Regions from separate parts of the Homo sapiens genome. Here region 1 is linked to region 2. Evidence: read pairs that join two places in POLR2A ChIA-PET (ENCODE). Cell type or tissue: MCF 10A. All regions are shown on one strand. Each heading gives the region's core, and the rest is flanking DNA. Links, peaks and the distances in the headings are about the cores only.

Region 1 (7,336 bases), core at 2,030-6,029, 350 kb before region 2:
GATTGGTGTGCTTCTGCCAAAAGGACAGTTGGACCGAAGGCAAGTAACTTGCTACAGTAAACAACCCATCTCTATGATGCATGTTTGCCACACTTAAGTACAGTTCAGTCTCCTAAAAGTTGTCAGTCAGCTGAGATTCTGAAATAATCTTTCACAGAGTGCTGCTTATCATAAATGGGTGATTTATTTTTATTACCTAAGTTTAAAACTCTTTATAACTTCCAAGCATCTGGAAACTTTCACTGCAAATTTCCATTGAAAAACAGAACTAGAATTTTAGAAAAGCATACTATTTTGTTGATTAAAAATATATTTATTCTGCTTTGGCAAATAGAAACAAGTGAATCTCTTTCTTTAATTTTTTATTAAGAGAAAATCATTTTAATCTCCTCTCCATTTAAATAAAAGTTGAGCAAAACAAAGGTAAAGGATACTGGTTTGAAGCAATATCAAATTATAAGTCAGTGGGGGAGGGGGTAGTTCACAGAGCTTGGTCTAGCCCTGTTTATATGGCTCATACCCCAAAGGGGGATATTTCTGTTGAGAGTTCAAAGTCACAGAGGTAGAAGAACAATATTCTTGACTGGGGAAGGGTGTGCCGAGTCATAGTTCGGTCAATAAGACAAAGGTTATTGAAGGATGTACTAAAGTGTCTGGTTTAGTTCAGTTCCACTGATGCAGAGTGGAACATTTCTGAAAAAGTGCATTAATATTAGCTACCCATGGGGAGTGAGGATGGAGGGGGAGAGAAAGTGGTCGGAGGATATTTCCTGTTCACTTTATATCTTTTTGTCCAATTTAAAATTTTTTCCTCAAAAATATATTTTATAATAAAAATAAACAAAATGAAACAACAAAGGATCTGCACAGAGAACATCTAGGAATGGGCATAGGTTTTTAAGCAGGAAAGTGAAGTGATCAGATATATAATTTTGGTAGCTGTTTTGGGGTTATAAGGAAGAGGCAATACGGAAAGGTAGAATCAAGAAGTCAGCTGTTAGAATACTCTTGAAATAAGATGTTGAGTAATAAGTTCTAAGTGAAGTATAATTTTGAGGCACTATTCTAAAGCCCACATGGAAGATCCACTTCTTTTTTTTTGTTTTGTTTTTTTTGTTTTGAGACAAAGTCTCACTCTGTTGCCCGAGCTGGAGTGCAGCGGTGCAATCTCGGCTCACTGCAACCTCTGCCTCCGGGGTTCAAGCGATTCTCGTGCCTCAGCCTCCTGAGTAGCTAGGATTACAGACAGGCACCCGCCACCACGCCCAGCCAATGTTTGTATTTTTAGTAGGAGACAGGGTTTCACCATGTTGGCCAGGCTGGTCTCAAACTCCTGACCTCAGGTGATCCACCCACCTCGGCCTCCCAAAGTGCTGGGATTACAGGCGTGAACCACTGCGCCCGGCCGAGGATCCACATTTTCTTCAGATCAGAGTATTTAAAATAAAACGATTCTAGGCAAACAGAATGTTAGATCTTTGATATGCCTACACTAGAGGGAGTTGCATTTTTATTATCAGATTACTTCTCTGTCAATAAAACAATGCATAAGTAAACACATCCTTAAAGTACAAAAGTAAAAGTACATACAGATACATGAAAGAAAAAAATGATAAAGAATCTATAATTTGTGAACGACAAACGAACTTAAAAAATTGAGTAAGAACAGCAAATGATCAAATGATGCATTTTTTTTTTTTTTGCTTTAGCTTCTCCCCCTGCCCCACTTTGAATCAACCAGGCTCCATAATGGCAGCCCTGATTTTTTACTTTCTGTCAGTTTAAGCATTCGTTTACTAAAACAATAGCAGTTCAATAAGCAAGACTAATTCCTGAGAGCATTACCTTAGACCATTAGCTTTTAGTCAGTCATTAATTCCTGTGACATGTCCTGGGATTAGATCATTATTGTTATCATTATTATTTTTCTCAATTCAATTTGTTTTCAAAAATGCATCTATGTTGTTTTAACGCTAGATATTTCCTTTCTGAAATATGATTTTTAGTGACTTTGGGACAGTGATTTGCTGCTTCATCCAGGTGTTTCCATAGGCCCTTTCTCACAGCTTAACAAAAAATTAGAAGAAGTTTTACAGCAGTATCACACTAGGATATTTGAGTGTCTCTGTAATTTTTCTTTACTGAGACTTCTAAAATCATTTCTGAGGACCACGTGACTGACTTTAGACATGTGGCCTCTTGGGGGCAGGATTTCACAAAGCCTTTGTATTCAGCGTTTCTTGTTTACAAGAATTGTTGCCACTGATGAATATGGTGGTTGTTTAGTCACAGTTCTGCAGAAGGAAAGCCCCAGTTTGTCTATAATGGAAAGAGCAGATGTCACAGGAACAAAGTGGCCAACGTCAAAGTAAGGGCTTTGATTGGCAAAGAGCAGGCTGTCTATTACCACATCTCCACACTTAGGCTTAGAGACATAGAGAAGAAAACTCGTAAAAACAGCGGTGAAAATTATAAACCACCAAGAAAGGTAAAGGAAATATGGTGCTTAAAAATTCCAGGCTGCCCAATAAAAGTAGGAACTGACATTACAGATCCCCTGGACCATAAATGAAGAACACAAATGGTTTGCAGAACCAGCGAAAAACAGTTCTGACATGTTTGGATGCCAAAGATTTTTAAAGTTGATCTCTTTTGGCCTGGTAAGATTTTATGCATTTTTGTCGTTCCAGCCAAGAGGTCTAAGGATTAGTGGATGTTTCTGCCAGCCTGGGACTCATGCGGTGAAAAGAATGTACTCATGTGACAGTGAAAAATTGAATGCACAAAGACAAAGGGCTTCTTTTCAAGAAAGGAATAAGAATTAATTCTCATTGTAATTTGGGCCCAGTGCTTCAAAAATAACGTTAAATTAGTAGTTAATTTAAATCAGAGATGTCTGTTTATGCATTCTAAATATGGCCATTTTCATCTCAGAATTGCTTCTCTAAGAGTACCTCGTTTTCCACCGGGTGTGGTGGCTCACACCTGTAATCCCAGCACTTTGGAAGGCTGAGGTGGCAATCATTTGAGGCCAGGAACTGGAGATCAGCCTGGCCAACATGGCGAAATCCCATCTCTACTGAAAATACAAAAATTAGCTGGGTGTGGTGATGCATGCCTGTAATTCCAGCTACTTGGGAGGTTGAGGCAGGAGAATCACTTGAACCCAGGAGGTGGTGGTTGCAGTGAGCCGAGATTGAACCACTGCACTCCAGCCTGGGTGACAGAGAGAGACTCCATCTCAAAAAAAGAAAAAAAAAAGAGTAACTAGTTTTCAGAATGCTTAACCAGGTAGGGTTTAACTACGCAGGAGAATTGGACTTGAGCCGTATTCTAAACTGGTCTACATGAGGAGCTAACTCCTTATTAAAATAATGATAGTAATAATAAAGGAGTAGGAGCTATTTCAATATTTGGATGCTAATTTATATAGGCTAATAATTATAAATATATTCACTTATTTTAACCTACATGTTTTATTGATAAGAACAAAAACACATTCATCAGAATAGCTCGGGAACATCAATGGAAGATAAAAGGGAGAAGACAGAAGTGCTTTCTGTTTCAAATGTTTGTTAAATATTTGCCTTGAAGCCAACATAGTACTAGTTGGATGACAAGATAGTAAGTCCTATTAATGATGGGCTTTTCATTACAGTAGATATGCTTTTGCAATTTTCCTAGATTTCTGCCCTGGGGTCACATGGTAAGTTAATAGTAGTTATAAACCTCTCAGCATTGTGATCAATATCTTTGGCTGACGTAATCTAGTTCTCTGGAATAATTTACAACAAAGGACAGTTTGGGCAAGCATCCATTTTATTACCTTCAATTCACCAACTGAAATATTTCATTGGTTTATGACTGAAGTTCTTTCCAATTCTTTGATAGATAAGGAATTGAGATAGTCCTGAAAGAACCCCTCAAATATGAAAAAGAAAAACAGCAATAAGCATTTCTTCCTTTGGGGCATAACGTCTGCATACCTCTCTGTGTCTTGAAACTGTCTGAAGTGCTACAACAGTGAGTCATGTGTGCCTGTGTAACTTGCTATGTGTGTCTAGTCATGTATTCCTCATCTTCAAACACATAGCACATAACTAAAACAATACTGTACTTAGTTTACTTTTTCTTCAACCTGAATGATCATTAACCATCTATTAACATTTGAGCAAAAATGAGGAACAATAATAATTTCTAGACACCAATACTGAAGACTATGGCTCTTATTCTTGCACCTTCATGCAACATGCCTGTCATTTAGACAGAATGTTCTCTTCCATGTCTGTTGTGTATTCCAGGTCTAAAGGCTAAAACAGAAAAAAGGAATCTGTCACAGGAGAAGTAATTAAAGTGATAGTGGGGAGTGTAGAGAAAGAAGTGAGGGAGTTCTCTTGCCAGTGCCACTGTCTTGTCACCTTTCTCCTCTCTCACCCTCACTGTCATATGCAGGATGAGGCAGAATCACAGCTGTTTCTACTGTATATAAAGCAGGTGTGAGGTGAAGAATGGGGTAAGAAGTTGGCTGGGCATGGTGGCTCATGCCTGTAATCTCAGAACTTTGGGAGCCTGAGGCGGGCAGATCCCCTGAGGTCAGGAGTTCAAGACCAGCCTGGCCAACATGGTGAAACCCCGTTTCTACTAAAAATACAAAAATTAGCTGTTGTGGTGGTGGACACCTCTAATCCCAGCTACTCAGGAGGCTGAGGCAGGAGAATCGCTTGAACCCAGGAGGTGGAGGTTGCAGTGAGCAAAGATCATGCCACTGCACTCCAGCCTGGGCAACAGAGTGAGACTCTGTCTCAAAAACAAAACAAAACAAACAACAACAAAAACCAAAAAACAAACAAAAAACAAAAACAAAAAGAATGGGGTAAGAATTTGGATTTAAACATCTGTAATGCCCCTCCAAGCCTCATTTCCCTTTAGCCAACTAAGGCTACCTATACATGGGCTTTTATTGTCTAAGACTAAAGATAATAATGATATTATGATTATTGAACAACTATGGTGTGCCAGGTGCCTTTATACACTTTTTTTTAAAGTCCTCAAACAACTTTGTGGGGGTAACCATGATTAATGTATTTGACAGATGAGAACACAGGTTTAGAGAAGTCCAATATGTTGCCCAATCTGAGTTAGGGCTTGGTCTGTTGCCCAGGAGCCTGCACTTTGTGTATGTTTAAACTGTGGTGTCTCTTCAAGACAACTCACAAATCTAAGAAATGAATAATTTTTAATATTCATTAATTATGTAATTTTGTCTGTTTCATCAAATTCCTTGGGGTGAGAGGGACTGTTTATTTTTATATCCCCATTACCTAGCAGTGTCTGACATATATAGGTGCTTGATAAATATTCGTTGAGTTAAATAAAATACTAATCAATTTCTTTTATATAATGCTAACTCATTTTCTGAACTAAATCAGGTAGATTAACAATGCCAGATGTCAGCATTCAAGCATTTGATGTATTTCTACGCGTTATATATCCCTTCTCCCTATTTCTTTAAAGATGGAATCCACTGTGTAGGTCAGCGAGCAAAAATATAATTGATGCTTATATCGTGAAGCGAAAACCCTGTGATAATTAAAAATGCGTAGCACCAAGCCAAACTTCTTAAAGGTCTATCTTTCTATTTCTCTTTCCCCAGAAAAGTCTGCATTCTCCATATTAGTGTTCTCCAAACATCATGGGAGCTACATAGGCAATAACTCTGTCCATGGTGGTTTAAAGTAGGCTGGGTGTGGTGGCTCACGCCTGTAATCCCAGCACTTTGGGAGGCTGAGGCAGGTGGATCACTTGAGGCCAGGAGTTTGAGACCAGCCTGGCCAACATGGCGAGACCCCGTCTCTACTAAAATACAAAAATCAGCTGGGCGTGATGGCGTGTGCCTGTAATTCCAGCTACTCAGGAGGCTGAGGCAGGAGAATGGCTTGAACCCAGGAGGTGGAGGTTGCAGTGAGCCAAGATCATGCCACTGCACTCCAGCTGGGGGGGCCAGAGTGGGACCCTGTCTCAAAAATAAATAAATAAATAAATAAATAAATAAATAAATAAAGTGATGGGGAATAAGAAAATGCTGTTTCAGTTCAGCAATTATTTGAGAATCTACTAAGTGCCGGATTCTAGAGATGTAAAGATGACAGGTTGTTCTCCTTATGGGAGAGAGTTGGATTGAACTTTCTGGGGAAATGCATCTTTTGAGTGGGAGAGAGTTTGGCCGTGAGCGGGGGTTGAATTATCTCCCAGTAAAGGATCAGTGTCCATTGTATTTTGTAGGCATTATTTTAAATTGGGTTCTTTTAAAATTAGATTACCCCCAATGTGTCACACAATTCTTAGATGGCTGAAATTATCACCTTTGAATTCCCTTACCATTACAAGAATATACATGGAGATAACCTGAAGGTAATTTCTCTGGTAACTGGGGGTAAAAGGGTGGGCACCTGTGTAGATAAAGAGTAGTTTTGATGGGGCAAGAAGGCCTCTCTCTCCAACCCACACCTAGGTATCTGTGCGCCAATGGTGTGGCTGCTGCTCCATTTTTGTGTCTTCTAGTCTAAGGACACACCTTGCTGGAGAAGAGCACCATGCTAAAACAGGAACCAGATGCTCTAGCAGTTGAAAGATCGTCAGAAAAATCCAGGTAATCAGCAACTTAGACCAAACCCTTGGAAAGACAGAGACTTCCTGAGATTCGGGGATGCATGCTGTTTTACTACTTCCTCAGCATTCACTTGACTAAGGCTCTCCTACATGGATGAGCTCTATGCAGCCAGGTGAAATCCATCTTAGGCTTCCTCTATCATTATGCAAATGCAGGTAATCAAGCATGACTGGCAATAACCACTATCAGTATACAAGATGTTGCATCACTTTACTTTAATTGCATGATTTATCAGAACAACTATTAACATACGAAGTACCATTCAGTTCAGCTGCAGGTATAGGCAGTGACAAGTATCTAATTCTTAGAAGAATCACTTACTCCCACAATCTGTCCAGACACATTAATCTAAGGACAAGTTTATAAATAGCAAACGTGATTTTCACATTGCAGTGTTCTCAAGAATGTATATACAAGTGTGTAGTCCTGTTGATGGGATGTTTCCCCGAGTTCTTTCTATTGATGCGTTCATGCTCTTGACCCTGGTAGAGACAGTTCTTTCTTTCCACAGAGCAGATTTTCTTTTGTCATCCACCATTTACAATACTCTGTGAATTAGTATTACTTATTACATTTATGAAACGGCAATATTTGGATTGTAATAGCTCTTCAGTACAATTCCTTGTGTCTTCTGGTAAGTCTCTGCACTATCAGAGAGCTTTTAGT
Region 2 (8,329 bases), core at 2,279-6,278:
CATGAGGGCTAGGCTAAAACAGTAAGGTCAAGTTGTTTGGACAGAAAGGCTACAGGGTGCGGTCCTGGCTCTTGTGTAAGAATTCTGACCGCACTAACCATGCCTAGGAAGGAAAGGAGTTGTTGTTCTGTAAGGGATTGAGGTTTGGGAGATTAATCGGACATGATCAGCAGGGAGAGCACGTGTGTTTTTATGAGAATTATGCTGAGATAGGTAACAGATGAGGATGAAATTTTGGCTTGACTGAAGTAATGGGGGCTGTCTGTGAAGCCTTGCAGCAGTACAGCCGAGGTAATTTGCTGAGCCTAATGGGTGTCAGGGTCAGTCTAAGTGAAAGCAAAGAGAGGCTGGGATGAAGGGTGCAAAGGAATAGTAAAAAAAAAGCATATTTGAGATCCAGAACAGAATAATGGGTAGTAGAGGGAGGTATTGAGGATGGGAGAGTATATGGGTTTGGCACCATGGGGTGGATAGGCAAAACAATTTGGTTGATAAGGCGCAGATTCTGAACTAACTTGTAAGCCTTGTCTGGTTTTAGGACAGGTGAAATGGGGGAATGGTAAGGAGAGTTTATAGGCTTTAAAAGGCCATGCTATAGCAGGCGAGTGATAACAGGCTTTAATCCTTTTAAAGCCTGCTGTGGGATGGGATCTTGACATTGAGCAGGGTAAGGGTGATTAGGTTTTAATGAGATGGTAAGGGGTGCATGATCGGTCGCCAAGGAGGGAGTAGAGGTATCTTATACTTGTGTGTTAAGGTGGGGGGATACAAGAGGAGGACGCAAAGGAGGCTTTGGATTGGGGAGAAGGGCAGCAATGAGATATAGCTATAGTCCAGGAATAGTCAGGGAAGCAGATAATTTAGTTAAAGTGTCTCAGCCTAATAAGGGAACTGGGCAGGTGGGGATAACTAAAAAGGAGTGCTTAAAAGAGTATTGTCTAAGTTGGCACCAGAGTTGGGGAGTTTTAAGAGGTTTAGAAGCCTGGCCGTCAATACCCACAACAGTTATGGAGGCAAGGGAAACAGGCCATTGAAAAGAAGGTAATATGGAGTGGGTAGCCTCCGTATTGATTTAGAAGGGGTATTGATTTAGAAGGGGACGGGCTTACTTTCCACTGTGAGAGTTACCTAAAGCTCGGCGTCCGTGATGGGTTAGGGGGCTTCCGAGGCGATTGGGCAGTGTCAGTCTTCAGCCACTAAGCCAAGAAGATCTGGGAAGGAGTCAGTCAGAGAGCCTTGGGCCAGAGTTCCAGGGGCTCTGGGAGTGGCTGCCAGGTGAGTTGAACAGTTCGATTTTCAGTGGGGTCTCACACAGATGGGACGCGGCTTAGGAGGAATCCTGGGCTGCGGGCATTCCTTGGCCCAGTGGCCAGATTTCCGGCACGTGTAGCAAGCTCCTGGGGGAGGAGGTTCTGGAGGAACGCCTGGCTGCTGCAGTTCAGGTGTTTGGAAGTTCTTGTGTGCTGGAGATGTGGCTGGGGTTTGTCTCACAGTGGAGGCAAGGAATTGCAACTTTTTTCTATTATTGTACACCTTGAAGTTGAGGTTAATTAAGCCCTGTTGTGGGGTTTGAGGGCCAGATTCTAATTTTTGGAGTTTTATTTAATATCTGGAGCAGATTGGGTAATAAAATGTATATTGAGAATAAGATGGCCTTTTGACCTTTTAGGGTCTAGGGCTGTAAAGCGTCTCAGGGTTGCTGCCAAATGAGCCATGAACTGGGCTGGATTTTTATATTTGATGAAAAACAGCCTAAATGCTATCTGATTTGGGATAAAGAAAAAGGAGCATTAACCTTGACTATGCATTTAGCTCCAGCCACCTTTTTAAGAATAAATTGCTGGGCAGGTGGGGGAGGGCTAGTCACGGAAGGAAACTGTAAGCCGGACCAGGTGTGAGGAGGGGAGGCGATAAAAAGATTATAGGGTGGAGGAGCAGAGGCTGAGGAAGCATTGGGACCTAGCTCGGCCTGGCGAGGAGGGGAGAGGTCAGATGGGTCTGTAGAAAAGGAAGATTAGAAAGACTCAGCGACGCTTGGGGTTGGGACTGAGGGGACAGGCGGGAGGGAAAGAAGGAAGATTTGGGACGAGTTGCACTGGGCACAGAGACTAGGAAGGGACTGATGTGTAAAAGAATGCCTGGATGTCAGGCACCTCAGACCATTTGCCCATTTTACGACAAGAATTATTTAGATCTTGTAGGATGGAAAAATTGAAAGTGCTGTCGAGTTTGTATTGGGGTCAAGCGGCATTGCAGAAGAAAATAAGGCATTTACGTTTTAGGTCAGGTGTGAGTTGAAGAGGTTTTAAGTTCTTGAGAACACAGGCTAAGGGAGAAGAAGGAGGAATGGAGGGTGGAAGGTTGCCCATAGTGAAGGAGGCAAACCCACAGAAAAGAGAGTGTAGAGACACGGAGGGAAGGGTTTTGGGGGTTCTTACCCTCCAGAAAAGCAGGAAGGGGGGTTGGGGCACGGAAATAAGGGATTGGGGCACAGAGATAAGAGGTTGGGGTGTGGAAATAAGGGATTGGGTGTTCTTGCCCCCTAGAAAAGTGGGACTTGCCGCTAAGGGTGAAGGAGAAGGGGTTGAGGGGTACTTGCCCCTCCCCCAGAAAAGCGGGACTTGCCGCTAAGGGTGGAGGACCAAGGCAGGCATCCCTGCGTGGTCTGACACCTTTGAAACGTGGGTGAATAATCAGAGAGGCGCCCTGCATTGATTAAACACCAAGGGAAGGCTGCCTTCCCAGTCCGTGACCGGCGCCGGAGTTTTGGGTCCACAGATAAAACCTGTCTCCTTTGTCTCTACCGGAAAATGAAAGGAATTGAAATTAAGAGAAGGGAGAAATTGAAGTGTGGCACCAAGATTGAAAGGAGAAAGAGGTTGAGGGATAGTGAGGGAAGTTGGAGAAGAGAGTAAAAAGAGGCTGCTTACCAGATTTGAAATTGGTGAGATGTTTCTTGGGCAGGTCGGTCTGAGGACCTGAGGTCATAGGTGGATCTTTCTCACGGAGCAAAGAGCAGGAGGACAGGGGATTGATCTCCTAAGGGAGGTCCCCTGATCCACTAAATTTCATGCGCGTCCGTGTGAAGAGACCACCAAACAGGCTTTGTGTGAGCAACATGGCTGTTTGTTTCACCTGGGTGCAGGTGGGCTGAGTCCGAAAAGAGAGTCAGCCACATTTCTACTTTTCAACCTGCCCTTCACTTTGCCTCTAGATTGACTTTTCTGAAAAGCAAATTTACTTTTCTGCTTAAGATTTAGTGTCCCTTTTTGCCTTTAGAAAAAAACATGAACTCTTTAGTACAATTCCCAAATTATTAAAGACCTGTTTCCTATTAAAAAATATCCAAAATGGATTTGAGTTGAAAACAAATTCCACATAAGTTAGCAAAGTGAAAAACTGTAACAGCTTCTGTGCAATAACCTGAGTCAACATTTCCCCGACTGTGGCATGACTGAGACTTTCACACTTCTGCACAACTAAGAGAACCATCTTATTCCCACTTTTGCATGGGCCAGTAATTACATACTTGATTAAAAAAAAAAAACTTTGTTAAAATATTCACATTTCTTTGGCTCTACATCTGTTTTCATTTGTGTGAGGCAAAAAGTCCCATGATTGTAATGGAAAACTTGTTATTAATCATATTCATATAGAAAATTAGGCTGCATCTGATGAAATGCCAATGATTGGAATTAAACAATTGTTTTAGCTCAAATGTGTCTTCATTACTAGTGCCTTACCCTGGTTCTCAAGTCAGAAATGATCCACTCTTCTTTTGTGCTCTGAAAGCCCCTTGAACCTCACATTGCTTTACTTTGCAGCTAATTGTTTCTATATCTGTTTTCACAAAAGTTTGAGTTTTTGAGGCAAGGATGTTTTGCTATTTGCTCATAATGTGTCATGCAAAGTCTGGCTCAAAGACAGAACTTCATAAATGTGACTCAAATTCATGCTAAGACTAAAATTGTAAGTATAGACACGGAGCTGTTATGAACATGAACATTACAGAATGCCAGCTTTGGAACCTCTGGAAGACAATTATGTGACTCCTCGTTCTCCAAATTCAGAGTCTCATGGATCAAATTCATGTCATTATTAGAAATGCAAAAGCAAGAATATAAAAATTAGCTTCCTGGATGAGTGTTTCTTAGACTTTGGTACTTGTTTATATTTAAGTCATTTTTACTGCAGTTTCAGAGGGTGATGCTCATGTCTTGCCAGCAAAGCCAATATTCTTTTGGTGTTTTTATTATCTTAGACCCCAAGTATTTGATTTTGTTATGTTATCTTTTTTTTTAATGTTTGCTATCGTTGGCTTAATTTAACAAAAGAAAATTTTTTTATTTTTCATTTTGTCTTGCAATAACTGTAAAGTAGATTAAATCAAGTTTTTTCATATGGGTAGAGAAAAATTTTAATGAGCAATTTGAAATACATTTTTGCATATGGCCAACATATTTAAAATCTTCATTTGCTTTTTACTTTAATCTTGGATATAAAAAAAAGGCATCATAAAAGCAGAATCTTAACAGATGCATGATCCTCACATACGGTTTATGAGCACAGATCGCAAATGAGTAATACTAATTTGTTTATTATTTCCATCCCTGTGGAAACTTTGATGAATAGAAAGTTAAATCATGAAACAATTGTCACTTTCTCAAAAATAAGCAATTTATATTATAGTGCAAAAAATAAATATGCAAATGTATTTGAGGCATAACACTATTCAGATTTGTCTGAAACTTTTCTACCTACATCAATATCTTCTTTCATAAATTTAATTGTTAAAGACAGTAAAATAGAACTTCTAGAACATGTTATTCAGGCATATTAATCTAGAGTAAAAACATGCAGATCAGGTAGGCTCTTATTTAGTATCAAGATGAAACAATAAGATTTAAACAAACTATGATATTTTGGAAATTCTTCTTTTATTTATTTTTTGAACACTTATTAACTGCACAATCTTGGGCAAGTCTCCCCATTGTCTCTCTGAGTCTGTATTTTTACCTGTCACATAAAAACATGTCAGCCTTGCCCACCTTAATAAATCCAGGAAATATTTATTTAGCTCTTTTATGGGACATACACTGTTCCAGGCAGTTATGTTTCATAACAGAAGGGATACAGATGTGTAAGGAGACACTAATAAACATAAATAAATGAACATCACAATAAATAAGTGATGTGGGGAAAAACAGTAGGGTAAAGGCAGAAAGCTTCTGGTGGGAAGAGTAGGCTTATTGCAGCTTAAAATAAAATTGTCGCCGGGCACGGTGGCTCACACCTGTAATCCCAGCACTTTGGGAGGCTGAGGCGGGCGGATCACGAGGTCAGGAGATTGAGACCATCCTGGCTAACACGGTAAAACCCCGTCTCTACTAAAAATACAAAAAGAAATTAGCAGGGGGCGGTGGCGGTCGCCTGTAGTCGCAGCTCCTGGGGAGGCTGAGGCAGGAGAATGGCCTGAACCCGGGAGGCGGAGCGTGCAGTGGGCCGAGATCGCGCCACTGCACTCCAGCCTGGGCAACAGAGTGAGACTCCGTCTGAAAAAAAAAAGAAAAGAAAAGAAAAAAAATTGTCAGGGTAGGCTCCATTGAGTAGGTGGCATTTGAGAAAAAATTCAAGAGATGTAAAGGATCAGCCACCAGCAAAGAGCACTCCAGGCTGGGGGAGTCACCAGGGCAAAGGCCCTAGGGATTATCTGGTGTCAGCAGAGTCGTGAGGAGGCCAGCGTGGCTAGAATGGAGTCAAGGGGAAAGCCATGGAAATCAGAGAGGTAATGAGGACTCAGGTACAGCCTAATCATGTAAAGTCTTGTAAGCCACGATAAGAAATTTGCTTTTATTCCAGGGGGAGATGGGAAGACTTGGAAAGGTCTGAGGAGGAAGGAGATGATTTTAATTGAGTTTTAAAAGGATGACTTTGACTACTGTCTTGAGAGTTTACTATAGAGGGCAAGATGGAAGGAAGGAGACCAGTTAGGAGGCTACTAGAGTGATCTGAGAGAGATGATGTTGGCAAACAGACTCGGGTTGCTAGGGTTGGGAGTCAGGCGAAGTTCTTGAATTGTAGATATATTTGCAAGGCAAAGCCAACAACATCCCCTGATAGACTGGAGGGATGTGAGAAGAATTGAAGAGTCAGAGGGGCTCAAATATTTTGACCTGAGCAACTAGAATGGTGGAGCTGACATCAACTCCTACAGGGAAACTGCAGGTGGAGTAAGTTTTGAGGCGGAACATCAGAAACTCAGTGTTGGTCATGTTAAGATTGAGATATCTTTTAGGAAAACCTAAATTATGTTATAGTTAAAAGTCCCAAGCTGTGAATGGCTTAACATAGCACAGGATTTCTTCTCACTGAGGATACATATCAAACATGAGTGTTGGGAGCTCTGCTTCATACATATACTCAGGCATCAGAGCTGATGGAAACATCACCATATTGTAACTGTGTCTGAAACACATGGCTTGCAGGTTACACAGCAGGGAGATAAAAGAACTGGAGAGTCACACATTGGTTTCTAATATATCAGTCCAGAAGTGACACCAATCACTTTCTCTCATAGCCCGTTGACTAAGGCCAAAGCTATTCATATGGTGCCACCTAACTGCAAGGAGGAAGGAAATACAGACTCTGATATAGGAGCAGGCCAGGTGATAGGCCTGTCTGTATCATATAAGTTTGAGAGTGGTTGACCATGTGGATAGTATTTAAGTCAAAGAGATTGTAAAATCACCAGGGATTGAAAAGAATTAAAGAAGCGGAAGAACAGTTGAGCCATGGGGTACTCCAATGTTGGGAGGTCTGGGAGAGGAAGAAAAAACAGTAAAGGAGACTGGCAAGGGCCATCTGGTGAGGTAGGAAGAAAGTCAGGAGACCAAGGTGCCTGGAATTCAAGTGAAGAAAGGGCATCAAGGAGGAGAGATTGAAGGACTATGACAGATATTGCTGATATTTCCAGTAAGGTGAGAACTGAGAATTGACCATTGCATCAGCCAGGGGGAGCTCATTGGTGTTCTCCACATTTTTGGAAGCCTGACATGGATTTAGGGGAGAATGTAAAGAGAGGAATTTGAAACAATTGGAGTAGGTTTAGGCAACTCTTTCTGAGAACATTTGATATAAATGATGAGGAAAAACAAGAATGGTTGCTAAAAAAGAAGCAGGACCAAGAACAAGGTTTTAAAGTTTTTTTTAAATGGGAGAAATAGTAGTACATGTGTATCTTAATGGATAGAGAGAGAAAAATGGATGCTGCAGGAGAGGGGGTGAAACTTGCTGATATAATGTTCTTTAAATTTTTTTAAAGTTAAAAGTTTTCATTTTTGTGGGTACATTGTAGGTGTATGTATTTCTGGGGTACATGAGACGTTTTGATACAGGCAAGCAATAATAATCACATCATGAAGAATGGGGTATCTATCCTTGAAATGATATTCTTGACCAAGAGGAAGTAGATGTGTCTACAGCACAAGTGGAAGAATTGATTGGCTTTAGCTGGGAGCATGGAGAGCGCATCTGTAGTGACAAGCAGGAAGGCAGAATTAAAGACGAGATATGGGAATGGGAGTCTGTAAATCTGGTGAAGCTTGTGTGCCATGTCTATGGGAGCTGTGCCTCTGATTTGGCATGAACACCGAATGAAATAAATTCTAAATTAATGGACAGATATGTGTTATTATTAATTTGCGATTAGCTTTTAATAGCTTAGTATTAGCAAAAACTGAGGCTGGCAATAAAAAGCCCATAAGAAACTGGCAGGCCAGGCATATCTGGAAGAAGATACAGCCTATCTACTGGCTCTCGGCCACAGAAGAGTGTGCAGGCTTTCTGGACCAATCACACCTGCAGAGATGATACTCACCAGAGGAACATGAGTAGAGTGAGGGAGGGTTATCCTGAATTATTCTCATAGAAAGATGGATTTGGAATTGAAGTGGTATAGTCCTACACACCTCCAGTGCTAGGCTGCCTATGTTTGCCCATAAATTCACCTAGAGCCAATAGTTACAAGAATTTGTTAACTCAGTCACTTGGGTCTCATTTAGGTGTGTCACTTGTAGGCAAGCTGCAGCCTTCTTACTGGCCAGTGCTTTGGGAATCTGAGAGCTACATTTAGGAGAACTGCATCTTCCAAATTATATCATTTACATTTTTACCTAATAAACAGAATGTTATGTAATAATAATTATATAACATTATAGGTTCAGTATATCAATTTTAATATTATTACTTTCTGTAATAATATTTGTAATATTATTTGGTATATTAATAATGTAATATTATTACATTCTGTTCTGTAATAATAATTAATGCC

What was found. ChIA-PET counts read pairs that join two places held together with the same protein. Peaks named below come from ENCODE experiments on the same cell type or tissue, not always from the same donor. Only the 100,000 strongest peaks of a DNase experiment are listed, where the experiment ranks them.
Region 1: POLR2A ChIA-PET joins it to region 2 with 6 read pairs; 2 of 35 experiments call an interaction of 5 or more read pairs at or near these places.

What each region holds. Positions count from the first base shown.
Region 1 is chr7:116,797,912-116,805,247 of GRCh38, reverse strand. MET (MET proto-oncogene, receptor tyrosine kinase) reads right to left here. Exons shown (of 21, transcript NM_000245.4): 21 at 6,871-7,336. Among named protein-coding and RNA genes, the nearest start is that of CAPZA2, 61 kb to the left of the region's middle. In MCF 10A, for the core only: a CTCF peak has its summit at 2,201 (motif pointing right); DNase peaks (open chromatin) are centred at 2,217 and 4,017.
Region 2 is chr7:116,450,813-116,459,141 of GRCh38, reverse strand. The region is part of intron 1 of CAV2-DT (CAV2 divergent transcript); the gene reads left to right. Among named protein-coding and RNA genes, the nearest start is that of CAV2-DT, 45 kb to the left of the region's middle. In MCF 10A, for the core only: no CTCF peak of the experiment used is centred there; no DNase peak of the experiment used is centred there.